Linked DNA regions of Homo sapiens: region 1 is linked to region 2. The links are chromatin contacts, found by Hi-C or POLR2A ChIA-PET in ENCODE. All regions are on one chromosome and are shown on one strand. Each heading gives the region's core, a stretch centred on a gene start or an enhancer-like site at or near the end of the contact. The rest is flanking DNA. Distances are from core to core; before and after follow the strand shown.

Evidence for each region. Hi-C counts contacts between places; a loop is a spot of excess contacts on that map. ChIA-PET counts read pairs that join two places held with the same protein, here RNA polymerase II (POLR2A). Pooled maps may share reads with other maps.
Region 1: a loop to region 2 is called in a map of PC-3, with 6 times the contacts of the local background. The contact joins two enhancer-like sites. A Hi-C loop is called at or near these places in 3 of 168 maps with a recorded cell type or tissue (Calu3, PC-3 and endothelial cell of umbilical vein) and 3 of 50 pooled maps. POLR2A ChIA-PET finds 5 or more read pairs at or near these places in 1 of 52 experiments (activated B cell).

What each region holds. Positions count from the first base shown.
Region 1 is chr7:41,003,732-41,008,082 of GRCh38, reverse strand. It overlaps a transcript of SUGCT not described here. Among named protein-coding and RNA genes, the nearest start is that of LINC01450, 26 kb to the right of the region's middle. RefSeq lists an enhancer at 672-1,871. Within about 2 kb of position 1,287, at least 5 of the 41 ENCODE cell types and tissues checked have a DNase peak (open chromatin) inside an H3K27ac peak, as active enhancers do; they include PC-3, where a contact is called at or near this core.
Region 2 is chr7:41,186,815-41,191,683 of GRCh38, reverse strand. No RefSeq gene overlaps it. Among named protein-coding and RNA genes, the nearest start is that of LINC01449, 88 kb to the right of the region's middle. Within about 2 kb of position 2,748, at least 6 of the 41 ENCODE cell types and tissues checked have a DNase peak (open chromatin) inside an H3K27ac peak, as active enhancers do; they include PC-3, where a contact is called at or near this core.

The sequences.
Region 1 (4,351 bases), core at 38-2,537, 180 kb after region 2:
CTCCACAGCCAGATTTTGCCCCCCACCCTCTTTCTAAGCAGCCAGAGTCACAGCTCTAGCTTTAAATTGGATATGCAATTAAGGGTTTAAATTAAGCCACACTAAGTTTTAATTACCAAATGTGACCAGGAAGTTATGGAATACACCCAAGATTTTGTTAAGGGAAGAGAAAACTGTGGATTCTACATAGCACAATTGAACACAACGATTTAAAAAAAATACATAAGACCATTTAATTCTTTTTTTTTTTTTTTTTTTTGGATTTCAGTTGTAATTCCTTCAAGATTCCATTGTCATAGAAGCTTTTACTTAAAGCAAATTCCATGCTTTCATGGTCAAATAATCCAAGAATGTTAATTTCCCCTTTCTTTTTCTTGTTTTTTGCATATTTGTGGGATTGCATAGTGTAGTTTCACTCATTGATTATCCCACATTAAATCTTTCACCAAAAGTTCAAAGTCAAGTAAGTATTTGATCACTTGCAAGGGAATCTATCTGGCATTGGTGACTAGGTCTCCAGAGCAGAGAAATTAGATGAAGTGCCAAAGCATTGCATCCGGTTCCCTGGGTGATATTCTAAGGCGTGCACACAGCAGGAACAATACTCTTGGCCAGAGTCAGAGAGGAAGTCATGAGCTCCCGTGCTGAGTATATTCTTGGGTCTCCCCTTGTTTACATTTTGCCACTCTTGTATATCCCTAGCTTTACTCTGGATTAAGGAGGCCTCGACTTGTTGTAAAATGCTTTTGGAAAAGCCTGTTCAGTGAGGGCCATCTCACTTGATCAAACAGGATCATGCAGACCAATCAGTAGTGTAATATTAAGTAGTCAGGGTGCCACTTGAGAAAGGAGACCCATCCTTTGTTTTTGAATGATGACTCTTCTATCAAAATCTGTGTTTTATTGTCATCAAAGTTAAAATGGAAATAAAATATATTTTTAAAATAAAATAGGATTTGTTTCCACTCAATTTAAAAAAAAAACTGAATCTCTAAGCTTAAGATTTTTCCATATTAATAAAATGAAAATTTTTTCCAGAAACCTCTCTGAGGCCCTTCTTCTTTAAATTTATGTCAGCTTCATAACCAACTAACAAAGATATATGTTGTGATAGAGCCCATCACTTCAGTGGATAATCATGTAACTTACAGAAATCATTTCACAATCTTCAGATAGTTATTCTTCAATCTGCCAAGGTATTCAATCAATAAATGCCATTCTATGTAATCATTGCAATGACTGCCAAATGATGCAATCTTAAAATGCGGAAGAAAAAAAGTCAAGAAGGAGAAGGGTGAGTATCCAAGACAGAACCAAGTATTTTACAACAGGCCTTTCAGGTAGACTGGCTGAATTCCATATAAGCTCATTCATATCTGGAAGTCTTTATCGTTGTCTTAAGCCTGGAAATCAATGACCACCATCCCCTTGAGAGCCTGAAACCTGAAACAAGCATATTTCTTTAAGCACCTTTGCAAAAGTACTTAATTTTCCATGAGAACTCACTGTCTTGACCTGGCTCCTGGAATTCAAGGGAAGGGTGGAAAGTCAAGTCCAATAAATGAATAACTTTCAGGAACTTCAAACTTCATTATTTCTGATGGCAACCCAAAGCTTTTTCCATTATAAAAAAAAGGGCAAGGTATTTTGCACTCAAGTAGCTCTTTCAAAGAGGAGAATGAGAGCATGCAGCCCTCTTTACTCTGGTGAGAGGCTCACATTCTATATCTTGTTGGCTCAGAGTGCCTTTGTTTGGAGTCCAGCCCCTGGTTGAGGGTCAGCTAATGAAAGAGGAAATGAGGTTCAAATTCTTTAATTAGTTTTGTCAGTGATTCTCTATGGTTGGCAATAAAAGCAATACTTTCTGGGAGATCAGGTTCTCTTGCTGAAACTTTGGATAGGATAAAGCGCTTGAAAGGCCAAGATCATTTTCAGCCCATTGTTACAGCCTGTCTCTGAACTGGGCTTTTTACTGAAAAGCTTTGGAGCCAAAATTTTTATGTCATCTCCACAGTCATGTCTCACAGACATCAATAAGCATGTCTCTTTCAGATATTTATCAATACATCTTAGGAGGGCTTCACAAAACAGTATATTCTGCAAGCCAACTGGGAGAAAAACAAGTTTTGTTTGGGAATGTTGTGAATGAACGTTGCAGTCTGGGATACACATTTCCTGGAATGCTCGGAGGTCAAGTTCCCCAAAATGGGAGTACTTACACAAGGTTGAGGGCTAGTCACCAAGGATGGGGAAACTGGCTTAGAAGTCAGTATTGGGGGTGAGGGAAATCAGCATAGAAGCATCTTTGGAATGACCATGCCCTTTCCTAACAGCAAGTTCTATGCCCTGATCTTCACATAGGTCCTTATAAGGCTGACCACATAGCCTGATATAAAGGCAACAAACCTAAACATAGGTAACCTCATTGATAACAGTCATGTACCCACATGGAAATTCTTCCCACAGCACAGAGTAAAAAGAGGATTCCAGTGCTACCTCAAAATGGGACATTGCAAACTTGAACAAAACCCACAAAGGAGAAGTTGCCATGTCTTTCCAGCTTTTGGAACAGCTGGAGCTTGTCTGAAAGAAACCACACCCTGGACCTCCTCAGTGAGTCATGGCCCTTCTCCTTCCTTGGGGAATACCCGCATTTCTTCCTGATGGAGAAGACTTTATATGGAGACACCTCTTTTATCCCTCATGGGTGGGGGGATGGGGCAGGAAGAAAGTTTCCAATCTAATATTAACATTCAATTTCAGAAAAGTGTTTCTTGGGCAGCCTGACTTGCTTCGATAGGTCTGTATCAAACACAGAGCATACCTTCAGCTGAGGGGGAAACACTGGCTTTCTAAAGGGTACTAAATCTCCTCACTCAAACTTTACTGTCCGGGAAAATTAAAAAAATAATTCCTTATGAAAATCATCTCTCTGATTCTAGGCACCAGATGACTCTGAAAGTCATGTTAGGCGCACATCACATGCACCCAGGAGAGAAACTCAAGCAAAGACAGCAAACAATGGCAAAGAGACAGCATAGGAAGTACGCAGTTGCTTGCCATTTTTTGGGCAAATGCTCATCAATGTTTACTTTTTCCATTGCAGATATGTATTTTGTGTGATTCTTCAGGGCCAAGTCCACCGATGTCACAATAAACATATTGTCTCTAAGTTCCATTAACTTCCTGCCATATCTTGGGAGCTTTCTTCCCAGGGGAAGGGATCAGTTACTTGTTTCAATGAGAAGAATATTGAGATGCCAGTTATTTTTTTTTTTCCACAAGGGTAATGTATTATACCCATAATTTGTAGAATATTTTACTGTACAGTAACTTTTCTATGTGATTATTTGGTTCTTAATTCAAAACACTGGGTACATGTTTTCAAACAGCAGGGAGGACAGGAGTTGCAACTTACTGATGTCCCTGATAGCTCTTGTCTTCCATAGCCTGCCCAGTGGGCATCTTGTTAGAGCCATAGCAGTTCCTCTCTGAACCTGGTGGTATTTGTGATTGTGCCCATGATGTCCCATTGCAGATGTCTGCATATGATGCTGGCCTCTTGGCTGCAACAATGTGTCTCCCAGTGCTCCAGTTCTGCAGCAGTGTTTGAAATTTTCGTGCTGGGTCTTTTAAATTATTTCTTCTGCCCACCCTGCTTAGGATTGCTCAAAAAATAGCAAATAACAACAATACGCCTGCCTTCACTTTGCCAAAAGAAATGCCTGGGACTTTTCAGAAGCCACATTCAATTTATGAATAAATGAAATGGATCTTCTCGACCAACCATGACAATAAGCACTGGCCTACATATTCAGGGCCTGAAAGAAGTTGAGGCAATGGGCCTAATGAGAAGCAGTCAGCGAATCTAATGAGAATCAGACAGAAGGCCTAATGAGACATTTAACATGCTCTGCCTCTCCCTCCTCTTTTGTTCAGTTTTCATGGGAATCTGTGTTTGGGGAGCTCAGTTGCACTGGCTACAAGCAGATACATATGTCCTTAGTGGGGCGATCCAGGAAGCAATAGAAAGATGCCTAGGGATGGGGAGGGTGGATCTTGGAAAATGTACCCCAAGGCCATGATAATGTGGTGGGATGGATTTTTATTTTAACTGTATCTATACCTTTTCCAGAATATCGTAGAGCCATACAGCTATGGATGATGATACAATAAACAGGCAAGAGATTTCAATCGCATTATATCACTGCTCCTAGGAAAAGAGAGATAAGAAAAGCATGCTTTTCTGTTTCTGACCTTTGTCATTCAGAGAGAACCTCCTGGAATGTAAGTGTTGCACAAAGAAGGATACCTGGGATTGTCTCCGGATGAGGCAGCATTGCTTGGAACA
Region 2 (4,869 bases), core at 1,499-3,998:
ATTGAGAAAGACTGAATTGAATAAATGAGACACAAGTTTACTCTAAAAGAAGGAAGAGTTTGCCAGCCTGGCAAGAGGGATAAAAATATTCCAGGCATCTACAGAAAACACTCCAAAGCAATATATTTTAAATTATAACACAGAGGTAGCTCTTGATCTTCACTGCCATGGGAATAATAAACCTTCCACTACACAAATTAGTATGTACTTTTAAGCATTTTTAAAAAATGAAATCAGAAATTATTTCAGAACAGCCCTGTCTTATAAGAGAACTGCCCACAGTTCTCTCTGCTTTCTTCCTTTTGGCTCAGCTGTCAAGAGCTCTCTGGAAACATAATCCTTGTTTTTCATGGAAATCTGTATTATAGTTCCCAAGATTTGGATAATCTAGTTTCAGAAGGTAGGGACCTCTTTTGGAATGATAATGTAGTGTTCTACCCCCAGTACCTACAACAGTACTAATTTTACCGAGGACCCTGCCCTCATGATGTCACTTAAACCTGATAACTTACCAAAGGCCCCATCTCCAAATACCATTGTCCTGGGGTTAGGGCTTCAATATGTGAGTTTTGAAGGGACATAATTCAATTCATAGCAGTTGGCATAGGACAGTGCTAGGCATATTACAAGTTCTTAATATATGCTTAGTGAATAAATAAATACATAAACAGAAAATGTCCAGAGATCTCTGTGTCCATTTGAAGTTGCTACGTCAACAACTGGACCCAGGAATAAAGGGTGTGCTCTAGCATCAGTGTAAGTATGGTCCCTTCGAGCCAAGAGGCAGAGAGCTCAGGAGCTGCTGAGAAGTCACAGTCACAAGGGAAGGAGACAGGAAAGGGAAGTCACATCAGGAAGGCTGAAGCCATAGCAAAGCCAGAGAGCTGGATCCCACTTCAGGGCCTACCATAGTGAAGCACTGGCTCTTCCTTCCTCTTTTCTTGGAAGCAGGGCCAGCTACATGATTGCAGGACTCAAGGCAAAATGAAAATGCAGGACTCTTGCTCAAAAAAAGAAAAAACAAAAACAAAAACAGAAAATATGCCATTAAAGATACTAAATATGAAGCCTTTTCCTTTTTTCCATGATCTCTCTTGACTTGCCATGTTGTTATTTATTTGCTATTTAATGTAGTTCTAAAGTAAAGAAAAATTAAAAGTTTTAATTATGAGCATGAATTGTACCATTGTTCAGTGCAAGTTTTAGAGGCAAATATAAGAACATGTAACTCTTCTGCCGAATCACCAAAATTACACAATTCATAAATTCACGTTCTGTACCTTGTATGCGCATATGTATTTCATTCTCACCAGAACAGTGTGAACGCCACACAACACTAACTCAACTCTTTTTTATTTCTTTATATTTGCACATTTTACCGATGCTTTCTACATTTGGCTTGTTGATGTGCTTTCTAAAAACAGAAAGAAAAAAGATCTGTAGGTTTCCCTATTTTTCCCTTTCCTTCAATGTCATCGTTTTCCATGTAATTGGTTGGTTATTACAAGGAAGTGACAGGAGTGAGAAAGGATACTTTAAGATCCCTTGGTTGTTTGTGTTTCTTAGAATGCTGTTGCCTTCTTTCTTGTTTGAACAGGAAGCATGACCACTTAGTCATAAACATGACACATTTCCCTTGTACTCGCCATGAGCCTCACTGAACTCCCACACATTGTGGGTCCACTGGAATTCTGTGTTCATGGGGCAACCAAATGCTCTAGGCAAATGGGGTGATATGGAACTTGCCTGCATGCTCCATTGTCCCCTTGGACTTTGCTTCCAAGACAGCTCAAGGTTGACAACAGGGCAGGGTGAGAAGGGCATGCAAAAGATGGTGGTGTGGGGTGGGCAGGGAAAGAAGGCCCAAGACTAAGCCAGTTGTTTGAAATTCTCTATATTCTTTCTTCATTTTGTCCATTTTTTTCTGTTTTTTTCATTTTTCAATGGAGATGGAAAGCACCCAGTTCTGCTTTCCCCCAGAATCACCCTGTTTGTAAGCAGCCTGGAATGGTCACTAGAAGCTGCTACCTTTTGCCTGTTTTCTAGCTAAGATCAGTAAGGAGAGGTGGTCTCAAGGCTGATAGAGATGGCCACTGAGGGAGCTGGCTGCTACCTGTGGTCTTATACACAAGACTTTTGCCCTCCATAGAACCACACATCTTCACTTAATGTTTTAAACTTTTTTTTTCAGGTCACATGAATTTAGGCATTAAATAAATTATTAGACTAGCAAACATCAGAACCTTTTTTTTTCTAAGAACGACAATAGAAAAGGCTCTTGTAGTTAACACTCTTAAATACAGAGGTATTTTAAATTAAAGATTTTTTTTAAAAAAGAACAGCCTTGTCTTATAAATAATAATGATTGATAATTATTCCTCAACGAAACTAAAGAAATGGTGTGTCTTCTATGCATAAAAAAACTAGTCTACTTGCACAAATATCATTAGACAAGAAATAATTTTATTATTTAAACATTATATTAAGAAAATCTTTTTAAAAAATTTTCACTATACGTTACATCACATAAAAATGTAAGGTAGCATGTGTGAACTGTTTAAAGAGCTTGTTAAAGATTCTTATAATAAGAAAGGCTGGGAAAAGTAGAGTCATATCTTATCAAAACAATCTAAGAATCTTAAGAATGCTGCTTTTCTAGTAATACATAAATATACACGAACATGAGCAAGAATCCAAGTAAAGAAACAGTTCTTATTCATAGGATTGACAGTTTTATTATTACACCAGCCTGAAATAACATATAATGGTGTGTGAGTGTGCACTGGAGTTTCTAAAAGCAGCTTTTCAGATAGGCTTAATGTGAGAAGGGTTCAACTTTCTTCTTTGAATTCTGGAGGATGGGGTCTCCTGGGGATAAAGGGGAAAAGGGGAGATAAACTTTTAATGCAATCTCTATTCTTGCCACGATTTATTTTATTTATTTGTTCAGCAATATTTATTGTGCAGTCACCACATGCCAGGCTCTGTAGATACAATGGGGACCTTGACAAATACACTCTTTGCCTTTCGGAAGCTCAGAGCACAGTCAAGAAACAGAGTATTAGCAGAGAACATTACTGGGAAACAAGGGATTTTGCAACTCTTGGTAGGGGAACCTAACACGACCACAGTGGGGAGCAGAAAAGAGCTTTAAAACTAAGAGCCCAGGGGTGTGTAAGGCATAGCCAGGTCAAGAATGGAGGAATGAAGAATGCTGAATCAGAGGGAATCCTGAGAAATTCCTTCTGGAACCTGGCTTCCTTAACTCTTATTAACCACGTGCTAAGACTCCTTTTATATGGTTGTGGGATGATTGGCTGCAATAGCACAAATTTATGGAACTAAAAAAACAAGTGTTTGGTGTAATACTGTAAGTGTTGGTTTGAATTTTGGATGCGTATGATTAATGAATGAGGCTGAATGAGACATGTAAGCCAGCTGGGCACACCTTGGTGGGGACCAATAGGAATGACAGCTACGCCTGATGGGGGCAGGAAGGGAAGCGCAGAGTTTCTTCTTTCGGCCACGCCTTCTGACTCCAGTGAATGCCTCCTTAAGGGGTGAGGAAGCTGTCAAGAAAATAAGCATATTGGCTGGCTCGGTGGCTCAAGCCTGTAATCCCAGCACTTTGGGAGGCCGAGGTGGGCGGATCACGAGGTCAGGAGATCGAGACCACCCTGGCTAACACAGCGAAACCCCGTCTCTACTAAAAATACAAAAAAATAGCCGGGCGTGGTGGCGGGCGCCTGTAGTCCCAGCTACTCAGGAGGCTGAGGCAGGAGAATGGCGTCAACCCGGGAGGCGGAGCTTGCAGTGAACTGAGATCAGACCACTGCACTCCAGCCTGGGCGACAGAGCGAGACTCTGTCTCATTAAAAAAAAAAAAAGAAAGAAAGAAAAAGAAAGTATTCATATTTATTTGGGTTAAGCCTAAACGTGTGTTTCTTGGTATTTCTTGGCGTTACAGCTAAAATAACCTAAAACACATCTGTATTGAGGTCTGTGACCCAAGTGCCAATCTGTAGCTGTCACAATAGTGTGTTCCAGGTAGGGGTAATAGCATGTGGAAAGGCCCAGAGGCGAAGGGGAGCCAACATCTTCAAGTGACAGGAAATACTTAAATAAGGGTGGGGCCCAGTGTAAGGGAGGAAGGTGAAGGGTGAGTCAGAGAGGAAAGCCAGCAAGATTTTGAGTATGGTGAGATTTTTCAACGCCGGACACGGAAAACCAGTTCATAGTTTAGACAGGGAAATGACTTGATCAGAGTTGCATTTTCAAAAGAATACTTTGGCTGCATTATGGAGGATGGACTTGAGTGAGGACAGCCTGGGAGGAAGAAGAGTTATCAAGGACAGAGATGAGAGTGGCCTAGAGTTGGAGACTGGCAGTAGGCATGGGGAGACTGTGGGATGATGAACTTAGGTGATTTACTGCGTGTGTGTGTGTGTGTGTGTATGTGTGTGTGTGTTGAAATAAAACGAAGCAAGGTTGACTCCCATATTTTCTGTTGTGAGGAGTAGGTGAATGGCTAGCATAGTCACAAAGACAAGGAATAACAAAAGAGGAGTTCATGCGTGCAGGGTTATTCCAAAGATGGCCACAACCTGGTATGTCCACTAATGTTGAAATGGAACCGAGTGTTGCCAGAATAATGATCATAGCTGTTTGAGGGGAGTGAAAATAAAACCATTTGTTAAAGAGAATAACACTGAGATAATTTTATAGCAAGAAGTGACTTTGACCCTGACTTTAGTCCTTTGCTTGTTAGCATCCATTTCCAATCCCTCTCACTACAATCATTTCCTTCTTTTCTGAGCTATAGGTGTGAGTCAAACCACTCTGAAACATAGCAGCACCTTTGAAAGAAGA